Regions from separate parts of the Mus musculus genome. Here region 1 is linked to region 2. A link is a loop called in an ENCODE intact Hi-C map of the cell type or tissue named here. Cell type or tissue: left cerebral cortex. All regions are shown on one strand.

What was found. A loop is a pair of places that touch in the nucleus more often than their neighbours do. Peaks named below come from ENCODE experiments on the same cell type or tissue, not always from the same donor. Only the 100,000 strongest peaks of a DNase experiment are listed, where the experiment ranks them.
Region 1: it touches region 2 in a loop (2.0-fold over the local background); 3 of 42 quality-filtered maps call a loop at or near these places.

The regions. Positions count from the first base shown.
Region 1 is chr8:126,870,614-126,878,613 of GRCm38, reverse strand. All of the region lies in intron 1 of Gm31718 (a long non-coding RNA gene), which reads left to right. Among named protein-coding and RNA genes, the nearest start is that of A630001O12Rik, 26 kb to the right of the region's middle. In left cerebral cortex, a CTCF peak has its summit at 3,541 (motif pointing right); DNase peaks (open chromatin) are centred at 4,303, 5,203, 5,872, 6,291 and 2 more places; H3K27ac peaks cover 1,710 bases.
Region 2 is chr8:126,656,533-126,664,532 of GRCm38, reverse strand. No RefSeq gene overlaps it. Among named protein-coding and RNA genes, the nearest start is that of Gm31546, 64 kb to the right of the region's middle. In left cerebral cortex, a CTCF peak has its summit at 6,624; DNase peaks (open chromatin) are centred at 3,459, 4,016, 4,477, 4,848 and 5 more places; H3K27ac peaks cover 3,043 bases.

The DNA.
Region 1 (8,000 bases), 210 kb before region 2:
TGTCTTTTTTTTTTTTTTTTTTTTTTTTTTTTTGAAGCTTGAGGACCATTTTATTGCAGTTTTGAAAGAAAAACAGGGCAAGCTTGCTGGAAGTCTTGCCAGCTGCCGAGAGGATGGAGAAGCAGAATAGGAAGAAGGTACTCCTTATGGAGTCAGGGTCCAAAAAGAGCAATCAGGCTCAGAGGTGGGGTCTGCATAAAGCTGTGTGGGTGGTGATCTCCATCAAGCACAGACCACCCTGATGGTCTTCATTTTCTGATTAAAAGATAGAAAGGAGAGTGCAGGGCACAACACTGCTTATCTGTTAGAAATCATAAAAGCGGGCAAACCACCGGGAGAGACCTGGAAGGAGGGAGGGGACAATAATACACAGTGTTCTCACTTTCAGGACAGGTGTCCTGTCACCACCCAGAGCCAGAGACACCCTGTGTCCTGGAAGCTGAAGTCTGGGGTAGAGAGGTCACAGGTATATTCATTACTTTTTCTCATTGTTGTGTCCAAATATCTGGTAGAAGAAAGTGACAGAGGGCCAGGGGAATGTCTCTGTCTCACAACTTAAGGGAATATGTAGTTTGTCATAGTGGGAAAGGATTTGGCTCCATTCACTGGTGGCAGGAGCTCAGTGAGGTTGCTTGTTCTGTCTTGGTGGATCAGGAATCAGAAAGAGGCTGGAAGCAAATGCAGCCTTTAGGCATCTTGCCTTCTATCTCTGGCCCTTCACCTGTCAGCTAGACCACACATCCTAAAGGGTCTCCTACAGTAGTGCCGCCAGCTGGGACCAAGTATTCAAACTTATAAGCCCTGTGGGGATGTATCCATATCCAAACTATAAGAGAAAGCTTGTTTTTATTTTCTGAGAATTTTTAATTGAATTTATTATTATTATTATTTATTATTATTACTGGATGATTGTCACATGTTCAAGTGTGGGCATGTGTGCCGCTGCACACGGGTAGAGGTCAGGGGACAACTTGGGGGTTGACTGATTACACCATAGGTTCCATCAGTTGCTTTTGCCTGTCGGGACATCTTGGAGTTCTAGTAGGATTGATTTTTTTTCTGAGACCTATCTCCTTGGCTCCTGTGACTGTAGATGGTTGTCCCTCTTTGTGAATGTCTAATTCTCTACCTCCACTTTCTCTCTGTACTGGGGATGGAACCAAGAACCTAAAGCACATCCCTGTCTTGAATCTCTTCAAATAAGGGTCCCTACCACATTTACATAGACAGGAGACCTACCCTAATGACCTCATTTTAACTTAGTCATTGAGTTGAAGACCCCCCCCCCCCTCTAAACATAGACCCTCTCTGAGGTGCTGGGCGATGATCTCAGCACTGGGAATTCCGTAGAGCCACATTTCAGGATTTTGAAATGCTAAATGGGCCAAAGTCTAAAATGCTTGCACACAGCTCTTTCCCCAGAAACCATCGATCCGGAGTCTCTAGTGGTGGCCCCCGGGGACTTTTCCGGATTGGTGCCCACATCCACTGTCGAGATTCCACAGAGGTCAAGAGAACATCCCATGCTCATCGTACCATCCGACTTTCAGCACTGAGCAACTGAGGGACAGGGAGTCTGGTGTGAAGGATACTAGACACCCAGAGGCTGACAGTGACAGAGAGCCCACAGGTGGGAGCAGAGTGTGAGGAGGAGGAGGAGGGTATGTAAGAGGAGTTGGCAGGGTGTCTGGGGTCAGAGGCTGTTGTAAAAATAACCTGCATCTGGGACCAGGGTCAGCCTTCCAGATTTGATAGTGGCCTCCTGCCCTGGCCTCAGTCCCCAGGGCCATTTCATACTGTAAGGAGCTGCAACCGGAGCCCTGGGTGTTGGCAGCAGACATGCAGAGGCTGAGCAGGAAGATGGGACGCACAGACTAGGAACAAGGGCTCTTTCAGACCTGTGTTTACACATGTGCCTCCTAGTCTCAGGGAAGTGAAAACAAACTCCCCCAGCCGTCCCTGAGCTACCTTGCGTGACTAAGATGCTGACTTAGAGTGTCCATGTAACCATTCGGGTGGCTTCCAGTGATTTCAGACGACCAAGAAAAGACTTGTTTCCCAGGTTCTCATTATGTCAGGAGGGCTGTTACGCAAACCCCAGCACCTGTGGGGTCATAGGCCACAGGAACCTCCTGGAGGAAGGGGTGCTGACTCAGGAGCTTTTAGGACTTGGGTAGCAGCCAAGATGACCAATGATCCTGCTGTTCAGGGGAGGTAATTAGCCATTACCCAGGGTCTCAGTTGCTCCTGTCAGTCAGAGGCATTACGGGACACAACTTGGAGTTATTCCTGATCCTGCAGCCCGGGTGCAGAGTCTGCTCTCATGTGGAGGGTGATATTGGCTACCTTTTTACCGTTCTCCACTTTATGCCTCCGGACAGGGCTTCTCGGGGAACCTGGGTGCTTGCTGATTTAGTCAGGTTGCATAGGTAGCGAACCCCAGGGATCCTCCTGTCTCTATCGCAAGTACTTGGATTATAGATATAAACTGCCACATCTGGCTTCTGTGTGGGTGCTAGAGATCTCAACTTGGGTCCTTGTACTTGTGGAAGCAAGCACTTTACATACCGAGTGTCTCCCCAGCCCATAGATGCTTCTGATATTCAGCTCACACTGGCTCCTTTCAGTTTCTACCTGCTTCTACCACTGCACTGATATTTCCTGGCGCAGAAGAGGGCCCATCTTCCTGTGGCCTCTGCTCACTCACAGACATGGAATCACTGGACTGTACCCCCATGTCAGGTAGTGTGATCCCTGAAGGCTGCCTCCCTTCATTTTCTAGCTTACAAATCTCCTTCCTGTCTTTGTCATTGCTTTTCTCAGAAGAACCATTTGCCAGTTTTCTAGGTAGAGAGACAGGGAAACTGCTGTACCAGAGCTTATGTCCCAGGAGAGAGGTCTGCTATCAGATGGCAGCTGTTTCCCTCAGCCCTGGAAGTGTGCTTGCTGTGAGGCACTGGGACCAGCCCTTAACCTCTGAGTCCTGTTCATCCCAAAACCATCTCCCTGAGTTAGACAGTGTATGTCAAGGCTTTGCTCTGCTGTCTTGCCCACATTGTATGGCTTGGTGTATGGACTTGCTCGGAAATCGTCCTTCTGTAGGAACGTAGATAGACGTTGTTTATGTTTATAATGTGAGTTGATTTCCGGATGGAAAAAGAGATGCGTGCTTTCATCCTGTTTATCATTATTATTATTATTATTATTATTAATGATTTTTTATCTTGTATGCCTATGTGCACGTGTGTGCATGCCATGTAGGGGCCAAGAGGACAATGTTGATGTTATTCTTCAAGTGCTATCCATCTCAATTATTTATTTATTTATTTGGTTTTTCGAGACAGGTTTTCTCTGTGTAGCCCTGGCTGTCCTGGAACTCACTCTGTAGGCCAGGCTGACCACCTTGATCTTTTAAAATTTCAATCTTAAAAAAAAAACAACCAAAAACCTTATTTATTGATTGATTTATTGATTTATTTTATTTTGCCTGTCTGCATTTCTGCGTACTATACTTGTGCCTGACAGAGGCCAGAAGAGGGCACCAGATGCCCTGGAAATGGATCTATAAATGGTTTTGAGCTGTTCTGTAGGTGCTGGGAATAGAAACTGTCCTCTGGAAGAACAGTGCTCTTCATTTAGTTGAACCTTCTCTCTAGGCCCTAGTTTTTAAACTTACCAGAACTTTAAATTCTATTCTTTGATAATTCATATGTGTATACAATGTATCTTTATCAATGTATATCCAACCCAAAGTCTCTCCCCACTCACTGGATCCTACGAATACTTCCTCATTTCCTCTCCTTTTTGGGTGTGGGATTTTTTTAAGGTAGTATTTATCCTTAGAGCCTGGGAATGATCAGGCTAGGTTGTGCAGACAGCTGTACAGACTCTTCTGCCCCTACCTCCCCAGTGCTGGTATAACCAGGATATGCTACCACCCAGGGCTTTTGTTTATGTGTGTTCTTGGGTGTCTAACTCAAGTCCCCATGCTTGCAAGGACAGCACTTTGGATGCCCACCCACCTCCCCAGCCCCTTCTCTGTGACTTTAAGCAACTTTGACTGCACAGCTGTCTTGCGTGTCCCACCCTCCCCCCACCCACATTTTGGAGGTGCATCCAGCTGGCTCCTCTGAACCTGTTCTTTTCATTCTTATCCTTTGCTTCTTTTCCCTGGGCATTCTGGGCTCACTGTCTAGACTGGGGATTCACCGTGGCTTTTCTCACTGTGTGCACCACCCCCTACTCCCACCCCACTCTGCTGGATTCTCACAGCTTCTCCTCGACCAGCACTCCGGCTCCGCAGCAGTGGCTTTATCCCCCCTCAGTGTCTGAGGAAACTGATTCATCGCCTGAGGTTCTGTCTGAGAACTGCTTTCAGACAGCCAGAATCACATTTGAGCCTGTGGGTGGGATCTGGGTTTGGGTCTGGACTTTCTTTTGCTTTGATTAGCTTGGTTTGGCCTCCCTCTGGGATGTGGGTTTGCCTCTATGTTTCTTTTTCTTTCTTTTCTTCTCTCTCTCTCTCTCTCTCTCTCTCTCTCTCTCTCTCTCTCGTATAATTTCATGCCCAGTCTCAGGGTTGATCCAAGAGAAATTCTTGTTGTCAGTGACCCGTAGAACCTCTAGAGTTGGACTATCAGTCCTTAGGAGCTTGTCACCCTCTGTGTCTAGCCAGCTCAGGCCAAAGGTGTGAGTCTGTAGATTAAAGTCATATGATTCCTGTCCCAAGTGGGTATTAGTTAACGGTCTTAGTGGCATTTTTAGGGGTTTTGATGGTGGGAGGAGAAAAATTTCTTTCTGTATAGGAAAACAACTACTCAGTTTGGTCTGGAATTCATTTTCTTTGCCCAATTATTTTCAATCAAGCAGCATTGTGAGGAGGAAGCTACTGTGAACTTGTTTAATAACTCAACATTTGTGCCTTTGTGTTTTTCAATATTCAGAAATATACATTTGTTCCTTTTAAGAGTCCTGACAAGAGCTATGGGGATTTAACAGGAACCAGGCTGCAAGACAGGGGTGGGCCATCCATCACGGTAGAAGGGTCGCTGACAGGTTTAGAAACTGTCTTGGCTACTTTTCCCGTTGCTGTGGCAAAACACCTGACAAGACCAACTGGCAGGGCTATTTTGAAGGTGCAGTTCTTCGTGGTGGGCAGGACACAGTGTGACGAAGGGAGCTCTTCACTCGGCACCCACAGTCTGGAGTCAGAGAGAGAATACTGTGGCTCAGCTTTCCGTCTCCTTCCTGTTTTTATTCATCTGGGGTCCTGTCCCATGGGATGGTGACCACCCCTCATTCAGGGTGGGTCTTCCCTTCTGAGTGAAGCCTCTCTGGAAATGCCCTCAAAGGCACACTCAGAAGCAATTCAAAACTCCCATCAATTTGGCAATAGAGAGTAGCCATTATCATACCCACTAAAGACTCCATGTCCACCCCAGCAACTGAGAACCCCGAGACCCCTACAGGGAAGCGGGAGGCTGTGAGTGCATGACATTCACAGACCAGCAGTGTGCCATGAAGGAGGTAAGCAATACTGTATCAGGCAGGACATGCAAGAACACCACAACCCTGGGAATATGTCCCTGGTGATTTACAGGACATACCCTCAAAGCTCTGCTTCTTCTCTCACTAATAGATGAGGTCTCTGTCCCTCCTTCTCATGCATGGGAGATGACTTTGACCAGTAAGTAAGGGGACTGTGACATTATGTGATATCTGAAACAGGGGGCCTCATGAGGCTATATGGCTTCTGTTTTGAGTTTTGTGTCCTATGCTTCTGGTCTCTGTCACTAGGGAAGTTTGACCACTGTGTGGTGGCCGTGCTGGGAGGAAGCTGAGCCACATGGAGAAGACACGTGAGGCCTCTGGTCAGCAGGCTGGGTCTCTGAGTCAGCTGAGTCCTGGCTCCAGATGCCTGAGAGGTCAGGCATCTAGTTGACTCCAAACCTCAGCTATGGAGTTACCCCAGCTTTTGAGACTTCCCGGCTGAGGCCCAGATATGTGACAGATATCAGCCCTCCTTGCTATGTCCCGTCTGAATTCTTCATGTGTGTGTGTGTGTATATGCATGTACATGTACATATGTTTGGGGGCGTATGTGGAGGTTAGAGGTCAACCTCATGTGTCAGTTTTCAGCCATCCACCTTGTGTTTTGAGATAGGGTCTCTCACTGTCCCAGAACCCATCAAGTAGGCCAGTCTGGGCTGGCCCGTCTCCCAGGGATCCACCTGTTTCTGCCTCCCCGGATCTTTTCTAATTATAAATTTCTAGCCCAGATCTGTCCTACAAACATCGTTGCATATGCAGGCGGCTTCGTACTTTCCTCTGAAATCTAAAAATTTTTACCAGAAACCATTCCAGCGTGTTTATTTTTACTTTCTGCCTGCACTTTCGTACATTTGTGACATTTCTCCAGAAAGGTTTTCCTGAGTGGCTTGATTTTAACTTTGTTCTGCTCTTTGCTTCAGTTTTCAGTTTCGGGGGAGGGGGGACTCTTGGCTCCCATCTGCCCATCATTTGTTTTTGGCCCTTTCTCCCCGATCCCCTTCAGTTCTCTTACTTCCTGCCATTTGCGGTGTTGCGTTCCCATTTATCCTCGCTGCTGATCTTAAGTCTGGATCTTCTGGATTTGCTCTGTTTTTAAAACCCAGTCCTTATTTCTGGATGGCTTCATCCTTTTACTCTTAATACTGTCTTGAATTCTCTACATCGGCTTCTGAGTTTTCCTAACGACCATTTATGATCTCTCCCTTGCCCCTCATCGGAGTCTCACTCAGGAAAACCAAACTTGCCACCACTGAACTACACCCGGAGCTCCCCAGCCCGCCCTTAGATCTGTTTGTTTCTGTCTGTTTTAAGACAGGGTTATACTATATAGCCCTGGCTGTCCTGGAACTAGTTCTGCAGACCAGGCTGGCCTTGAGGTCTCATAGATCCACCTGCCTCTGTCTCCCAAGCGCTGACCAGCCCTTGGAGTTGTGAAGTCGTGCCTTGTTAGGTAGTCAGGCTGTGTTTAGACTTGGCATTCTTCTGCTTCTGATTGGCAAGTGCTGAGACTACAAGTGTGCACCACCTTGCCTGACCTCATGTTTAAAGGTTTAAAATGTAAGAGACCTTTCTTTTAATTATTTACATTTATTCCTTTGTTTGGATGTGCAAGTGCGCCTGCCATGTTGTATGTGGAGGTCAGAGAATTATTTGGGGGAATTGGTTCTCTCCTTTCACCATGTGGTTGCTGGGGATTGAACTCAGGTCATAAGGGTTTGATGCCAAACACCTCTACAGCCCTCTTATCTGCCCCTGCCTGCTATTTATGGAGTGGGTATCTATGAAGTTTTTTTTTTTTTGCTATTCCCCATGACATATATTCTTTATTTCCTTATTGGAGATGATATATATTGCTATAGGTGCCATCCCAGAATATTCTCCAGTCTATATTCAACATGTTAGCTAACATGGTACTTTAAAAGACTTGCATCAGACCCTGTGATGCTGCTCATAAATCTCAATGGCTCTATAGTCCTAGGCAACACACATTTCCTCACATAGGTTTATAAAGGGCTCTGTGTTTCTGCCACATTTCTCCCTACCCTCGATGTCCCTCATAGTTCATTTTAATCTATGTGCCCCCTTGCTTATCATGTCTCAGCTTATGGGCCTCCACATGCTCCTGGGGTACTCCAGGAGAGGCTCTACCACCTACGCACTCACAGCTGCTGTCCCCAGGACCTTCTTGGAACACCTCATCCCCTGTGGTCTTCTGCACCCCGACTTTTCCTGTTTCTTTTTTCTCTCTTGGCTTTTATATCTTATATTCTAATTCCTTACTTTGCGAATGCGAGTCAGAGAGTAAACTTCGGGAAGTATCTGAAAACAAATCCTTCCGGCTCTGTCAAGGGGAAAGGCAGTGGGTTAGAGAAAGAGCAGAGAAGATGGTTAGAGAGAGACACTGTGGAGAGTGTGCTGCAGCCCTGGTAAAGGGCAGGATTTGCGACGAC
Region 2 (8,000 bases):
ACCTGTGATACTAATCCTTAGGAGACTGAGACAGAAGGCTCGCTGTGGTTTTGACAGCAATGGACTATGTAGTGATGTAGTGAGTTCAAACCCAGCCTGAGGTACATGAGGAGCCCCTGATCCAAAAATAAATACCTATTACACACATACATTAGGTGAAATACCTAACACACATACCCCTCACATCTGCACCTGCACACACACACACACACACACACGAGAGAGAGAGAGAAAGAGAGAGAGAGAGAGAGGTATACACATACACAGACACATATACCTCAAGCAGCTGCAGCTGCACACACACACAGAGGCATATCCACACACACATCTGTACCCACATACACAGGGAGGCATATACATATCTGTACCTGCACACACAGAGAGAGGCACACACACGAGCACACACATACATATATGCTCCCACAAATCTGCACCTGCAGACACACACACACACACACACACACACAGAGAGAGAGAGAAAGATAATAAACAAACAAACAAACAAACAAGACACTTGGCCAGACACAGGCCTTTTAGAAACTGCACAAAAGCTGACATCTGAAAGAGAAAAGGACTGTGGCTTCCAGTAAGGAATTTTGGATCCAAGTGTGGAGAAATCAGCTTCCAGCCCTGGACTTGAGATGCACCTTAGCCCTGAGATGCATTTCACAAGAGTCGAAGCTTGGAGGAGGTCACCTTCCTCCTTTTTATTACACATTGCCCAGAGGAGGCCTGGGAGACAGGGAAGGAAAGCAGGCGAGTATGAATTTCAATCAGCAGTCAGTCCAAGGAGCCTCTTGCCCTCCTGAGGGCCCCGTGAAGGTGCCTTTCATCCCGACTCCTTGGGCTGGCTGAGTGTGATCAGCCACAGCAAAGGCCTGCAGGTCTCCAGGTCTCCGGTTAAAACTGCACCCAGACTTGCTGCTTAGCCTTAGAGCACACCGGGCTTGGCAGCTGGCTCATGTTTTGTATTGTTGTCTTTGATTTCACCCTCCAGGACATCCCCCAACTCCTGTGATCAACCCGAGTCCCTAGAACAGTTTTATGTAACACCCACTCGGCCAGCCCCAGCGTCTCAGAGCCTTGATTCCAGCATCTTCCATAAATCTGGCAACATATCAAAACCTCTGTTTCATAACACACTCAAAATAGGATTTTCTACTAACATGACAAGCCCAGGGCTTCTTGTAGGGGGGGCGGGAGTTTTATGAATCATTAATAGTTAAACAGAGATGTGCCCCACCTGCCTGTCTCTGGAGGATCAGGATAAAGAGGAAGATAGGAAGACTGTGGTCTACAGTCTGCTGGTTAGTGAACAAGGGACCTTCTCCAAGAATTTGCCAAATAATCTCAAACACATTGAGCATCTTACTCATGCTTTAGAAACAGAAAAAGAAAAAAATTACCTTCCTGCTGCCTCCTCCCCATTCATGGGGAGTGCGGTTTCCTTTTATTTATTGCCAGACACTGACAGTTGCAGACTTAACCCCCGACTCTCCTTTGAGGAGAGCAGCTTCCTGTAAGAAACACCTTAGATCTGGGCCCCACCAACTGCATGATTGAACTGCACTTGGGCATAGCGGATGATGGAGAGAGAGCAGAGACAGAAGAGAGGCTGCAGCTACCCTTATAAGCCCTGTACCCGCCACATCCGGCCCTGGTTTAGATTATGACTGGGAAGGGTGTATCCTCCCAAATACCATTTGCAGCCTGTTTAGGAGCCCTTCTTGAAGTTTCTTCCTCCTGGATTCCATTGTATCACACTGTCTCTGCTGGTACAGCTGTGTCTCCCTTCCCTGTCCTGACAGACAGACAGACAGACAGATAGACACACACACACACACACACACACACACACACACACACACTGTTGGTGTCCTTGTGCAGATGACCCCCAGGGCGTCACTTCACAACAGTGGAAGCCTCTGTCACTCACAATGAAGTGGGGATCTCACAGAGTTTTGGTGCACTTGATGGAGGCAGGTGAGAGGTTTCAGGCTAACAAGGCTGACCTTGGGAAGAGCCATGGAACCTGTATCTGCAAGACACCTTGAGAAGACTGAGCTCCGTGGCTCCCTCTGCAGCCACACCTCTGCAGTCCCCCTCCTCCTCCCTGAGCCTCTGTCTGGGCCACAGGGATACCCAAGGACAGAGAGCCTTTCTTTCCTTGACAGAGATGGGAATGTTGACTGCTCTGCCCTTGCCTGTCCAGCCTTCAGTGACCCTGTATGACTTCTCATATGCAATTGTCTTTCAGCCTGGATCAACCAGAATGAATGTTTCACGAACCTCTTCCTTCTCGTTGTGACATATTAATCCCCAAATCACTGACCCCGGACTTTGCAGGATAATTGCCATTCGGTTACTTCAGCCTGTGCTAGCTGTTATGTCTCCAATCTCCAAGCTGTCTGCAACACCTTCCATATAGCTACATGCCATTTTAATTGACCGGCTGTTTACCCTACCGGCTGGGATATGGTTCAAATGATAAACAAAAGCCACTTCGATCATTCCATTCTTCTGTCCGGCCAGGCCTGGGAAGGAAACCCCAGGTCTTTTGCCTCGCATGACGGCCTCACTGAGGTTCTCCAAGGAACCCGCAGTGAGAGGGGCTCCCTGCCCTGCCCCCAGGCTGGGACTGAATAGCTTTCAGATCCATTTAGTAGCTGGACACCTGGTTGCTATGGAGACAGTTGTCATAAAAAACACACCGATCTGTAGAGAGATATAAAGCTGATCCCAGAGGTACACGATCAGACACATTATCTGGAGAAATGGCTGCTGCTTATCACACTGCTCTGTTGACACAGAGCCTTCGCCTTTCAAAGCCAACCCGGGTGACCTTCTCAGAACCAGGCCAGCACTATACCTCTGTAGTTACTGTTTCATAAGGGAAAAATCAAGGGCTGCGTTCAATTGCCAGATGGCCCCCTGCCTTCCCATCCTGGGCTGAGTCAGCCGGGGAGAGATCGTTCTTCCTGGCACAATTTGCTCTTTCCTGCCTGCCATTGATCCAATGGCTCAGCAGAGAGAGAGAGAGAGAGAGAGAGAGAGAGAGAGAGAGAGAGAGAGAGAGAGAAAGGAACAAATATACCCGCCCTAACCATGCTGCAGGTCAGGGGCTCCAGTGAGTGACAGATGCCAGGGGGCACACCTTGATGCCCTGCCTGGTGTGCAGGAGCAAGAGCTGAAGGGAACAGTGGATAAAAGAGCCTCGTTCACAATTTGAGGACAAGCATGGGGACATTGCTAAACCCTCGATCTCTCCTTGATGCAGATCCTCATCTCCCCCTGGGTCGGCCTCCCCTGCAGTGAGCTGTGCCCCTCCTCCTTGGTCCTGGACTTGCCCAGGGACCACACAGCCCTAGCAGAGTAAAGGGAAGGAGCCGACTCTTGTTGCAATGTCAAAGGACAGTGGCCTTCCTCTCAAACTTTGTCTGAATTGGGGGTTAGATGAATAATGATTTGGTGTTTAGATTTCTAGCTGTGCTATTATCGGCTGAGTGGGAAAATGGCTTAAAAACAAAACAACAACAAAACCACCGGCTATAGGAGTGGTCACATGACCAGCACAGCTAAGATCGGCTTCCTGGATGACTTCCAGCAAAAGCAACTCCAGACAAAACACACAAAGCTCGGCGACACTTGAGACCTCTGTGTTCTCTCTCTCTCTCTCTCTCTCTCTCTCTCTCTCTCTCTCTCTCTCTCGCTCTCGCTCTCGCTCTCTCTCTCGCTCTCTCTCTCTCAGATGCCTGAATTTCTGAAAAAAAAATGTGATATGATCTAGTCACTGACTTGATACCTGGTCATTAATAATCCCTTGGATTTCCCAACACATCTGCCTGTCTTCCTCCTCCCCCTCCATCTCCTCCTCCTCCTCCTCCTCTTCCTCCACCACCTCCTCCTAAACTGCAGGGTATGGATTTGCCAGCCAGTGCAGAGCCAGACCAGCAGGAAGAGGTGACAAGGGCTCACAGGCACTTAACAAGCACAGGGCTGCTGAGACCCAGCAAGAGCACAGGAGACTGGTCCCTGCCCTTCCTGAACTGACTGGGTGGCTGTGAAGAGTTCTGTTCTTAAGGCTGCATCTTCTTCGACATTTCCCACAAATAGGTGGGACACGGCTGTCTGGCTCTCTCATTTGCAGATTTTAAGTACCTCGGAAGACATTCCTCGCCACCCCTCTCACGCCTGCATTCCCTCGCTCCTGTCTTTCTTCCTCCTGGAATGGGATTTTCTTTTTTTCTTCTTCTTCTTTTTTAAAGTGTTTTGAGAGCTCAGATAAGGTAAAGCCCTTTGGCTTCCAGCTCCTTTTCTGTTCCCCACTGGTGTACTTTCCCTTGGTTCAAGCTCATGCCCTCCTCTGTTGCGTAAAGTATGTTTATAAAAACACACGCTCCTCCCTGGTTCCTTTGGCTGACATGACATCATCCTGTCTTTTTTCTCTCCGCCCTCATGTTTTTCCTGAAAATGTTCTCTTCTTGCTGGTATGTGTTCTCACCCCCACCCCCACCCCACCCACAAAGTTCAAGTTCAAAAAAGGGTTGCTCTTTTAATTTTCCCCTCCCTGGCTCGGCTGAAAGCACATAGAACCCTCTTTCCTTGATATTTCTTGTCCTGTTTTCTCAGACCCTGGAGTCTTGCCCTGCAATTACAGCCTCTTTCATGTTATCTTCCTCCCAAGGCAACAGCTCCTATCCTGGCAGAGGAGACAAAGGCAGGGAGGCCTTGACTCCACTTTCACGCCTTTTGTTGCAGAATGCAGGATTTCCTTATAGTTTGTTTGGGCTTTCCACCAAGCTCCTTTACCAGTCTCCGGTGCCAGATTCACAACCCTGAAGAATAAAGACCAAGTTCCTATGTGGCTGAAAACACACCATCAGGTCCAGGCCAGGTTGCTGTTGTGGGCCAATACTGGGTCCCATTAGACTGCTCTGTACTCTGTCGATAGTGTGCCAAGACAGAGGTTGGGAAAACAGGTCCAAACCAAAGGGTTTGCTGGGCCCCTTCCTTCCAGAAGGACTGTCTGGAGACCAGAGCAAGGTAGTGTCTCAAAGAGGAAAGACTTGTGATGCGGTGTAAAAATCCCCACCTTGTCTGTGTTTTAATAGCTATGTCTGATCATTTATTTCTTTGCATCAGATTCTTTGGCCTTAATTAAAAACTGCGGTGTGATTTTTTTTTAAGTTCGTTCAAAGAGAGATTTCATGTTCTTCTATTTGTACCCCACCTTTATTTTAACTTAGTGTCTCTGTGTGTATATCTCTCTGTGTGTCTGTGTGTATCTGTGTTTTTGTCTCTCTGTGTGTGACTGTGTGTCTGTGTGTGTATGTGTCTGTGTGTTTGTCTCTGTGTGTATCTATGACCGTGTCTCTGTGTGTGTGTGCCTGTGTGTCTCTGTGTGTGTGCCTGTGTCTTTCTATGTCTGTGTGTATCTTTGTGTTTGTCTTTCTGTGTATGTCTGTGACTGTGTGTGTGTTTGCCTCTATATGTGTCTGTGACTGTGTGTGTGCCTGTGTCTTTCTATGTCTGTGTGTATCTTTGTGTTTGTCTTTCTGTGTATGTCTGTGACTGTGTGTGTGTGTGTGTCTGTGTGTGTGTTTGCCTCTATATGTGTCTGTGACTGTGTGTGTGTCTCTGTGTGTGTCTGTGACTATGTGTGTGTCTATATGTGTATGTGTTTGCGTATGTGTATGCATATGTGTATGTGTGTGACTAATGCTGAAGTTCACCATTTCAGCTCAACTGGCTGACTAGCAAGCTCTAGGATTCTCCTGTCTCCTCCCCAGTGCTGGGGGCTCTGTACATGTATGTCAGAATTCAAAGTGAAGTTTTCATGCTTGAACACCATAGTAAACACTTAAACCAGTAAGCCATCTCCTAGGCTCTAAATGATATTTTTCTACCCCATCTTTAAATGGTATGTTCGGTGTGTTAGGGTATTCTTGCAAATGCCAACAGAAATCAAAGCATGGGATTTTTGTTTTGTTTGTTTTTCAAGACAGGGTTTGTTTTTGTGTAGCCCTGGCTGTCCTGGCTGACTTTGAACTCATAGAGACCCACCTAAGTGCTGGGATTAAAGGTGTGCACCAGTAATGCCTGGTCTATTTTTCATTTTATTTTTTAAGATATAATATAATTATATTATTTCCTCCTTCCCTTTTCTCCCCACAAACCCTCCCATATACTTCTCCTTGCATTCTTTCATATTTATGGCCTCTTTTTGCATTAATTATTATTGCATATATGATATATATAGTAAATTATGTTAACTATTATATTATGTATACATTATATATTATATATCATATCATGTCATCTATATGTATGTATGTATATATATACACACATATATGTGTGTGTGTCCTCAGTCTGTCTGTCATTTGTATGTATGTTTTAAGGCTGATCATTGGGTATTGGATAACCAACTGGTGTCTTCTTTCCTGGAGAAGACTTTCTCTCACTCTCAGCATTTTGCAGTTGCCTGTAGCTTGTGTAGTAGGAGTCTATCTGATCTCCACAGCAGAATCTTAAACAGGGCCTAAGGCATAAATCTACTTGCAGGACAACACTTTCCTCTTGGGCCATAGTCCTTGCTCCATTGCCCTGGAGGCCTGTGGATGCCATTGCTGCTGGGGAGGAGAGACACAGAGACCTCACATGCAGGGCAAGTGTGTAAGCATGGGGCAGGTTTGTCATAATGCCCCGGTCACGGAGCTCAGGGACGGGCTTTAGTAAAATGAGAAGTTTCCTCTCTTCAGCCATGCCAAACATAAATCCTTTTCCTTCAGCCCTTGTGACCTCCTGGTTTCTCTTTGATGTGATGCAGGCTAGCGATCTCCCACTGACATTGTTGCTGTGGTCCTCCAAGCCAAGGCCGGCTGCAGCTGGAGTGATAGGGTCTGATGACTAGAGGTGCAAGGGATTCTGGGTAAGAGGCACTTCTGAGAAGCTAGGATGCGTATTCAGACTCACTTTTTCATCTATTATTATTATTGTCATCGTTATTATTAATAATCATTAATTATTCACATTAGAGATGGAATTCTGGATAAGCAATCTGGTATTGGGTTACATCTCCTTCCATCTTTTTTACTGTTTATTTAGGGACAAGATCCCACTTAGTGGCCCAGGTTAGTCTTGAACTCACTCCTTGTTCCTAGCAAGTCTTGAAATCACAATCCTCTTACCTTGATCTCCCATGTAAGTGAGATTTCTTTCCTGTTCTGGGCTAACAGTCCTGGCCACATTAGCTCTTGTGCTCCCTTACTGGCGTCTGTATGTGAAGATCATGCTAGAGTTTGGGAATTGCGCTCTGACGTTGAGTGTTTACCTAGCAAACACATGGCCACGGATTTGGTCCCCATCACCAGAAAACAAGTCTTCAGACACTGCCCTTTAAGTCCCAGTCTCCTGAAAACACTCGGTCCTTTGCCTGAAATGACCTGTCAGCCTTGTCACTGATTAGCCTCAAGCACCTGTGGCCAGCTCTGGGTCCAAAGTAACCATCTAATGGAGACCTCCCAGGCCCGAATAAGATGGGTTTCACATCACTCTGTCAGGACTAGGGTGTCTGCTCAGCTTCATCTCCTCTGATGTACCAATCACACTGTCAGGGACCCTGCTGGACATCAGTGAAGATCGACGTCGAGGCTGTCCCACCTGCAATAGTTTATTTTGTATTCTGGTGCCTCTGCCAAGAGAGAAAGATCCCTGAGCACATGGAATTTTCTTGTTTATTTTTACACTCCTTACAGTGAATGTTTGTCTGTTACCTCAGATGCCCATGGGCAGAGGACAGGGGTCAGGTCACCTGCCCAGCACTTTCTGACAGGCACTCTTTTACCCTCCACGTACTTTCTTTGTGTTTGGCTTTCAAGACAGAGTTTTGGTGTATAGTCCTCATCATTGCTACACAGCCTAGGCTAGCCTTGAGCTCATGACAGTCTTCCTGCCTCAGCCTCTGGAATCCTAAATGACAGGTGAGCCCTGCCACCCCT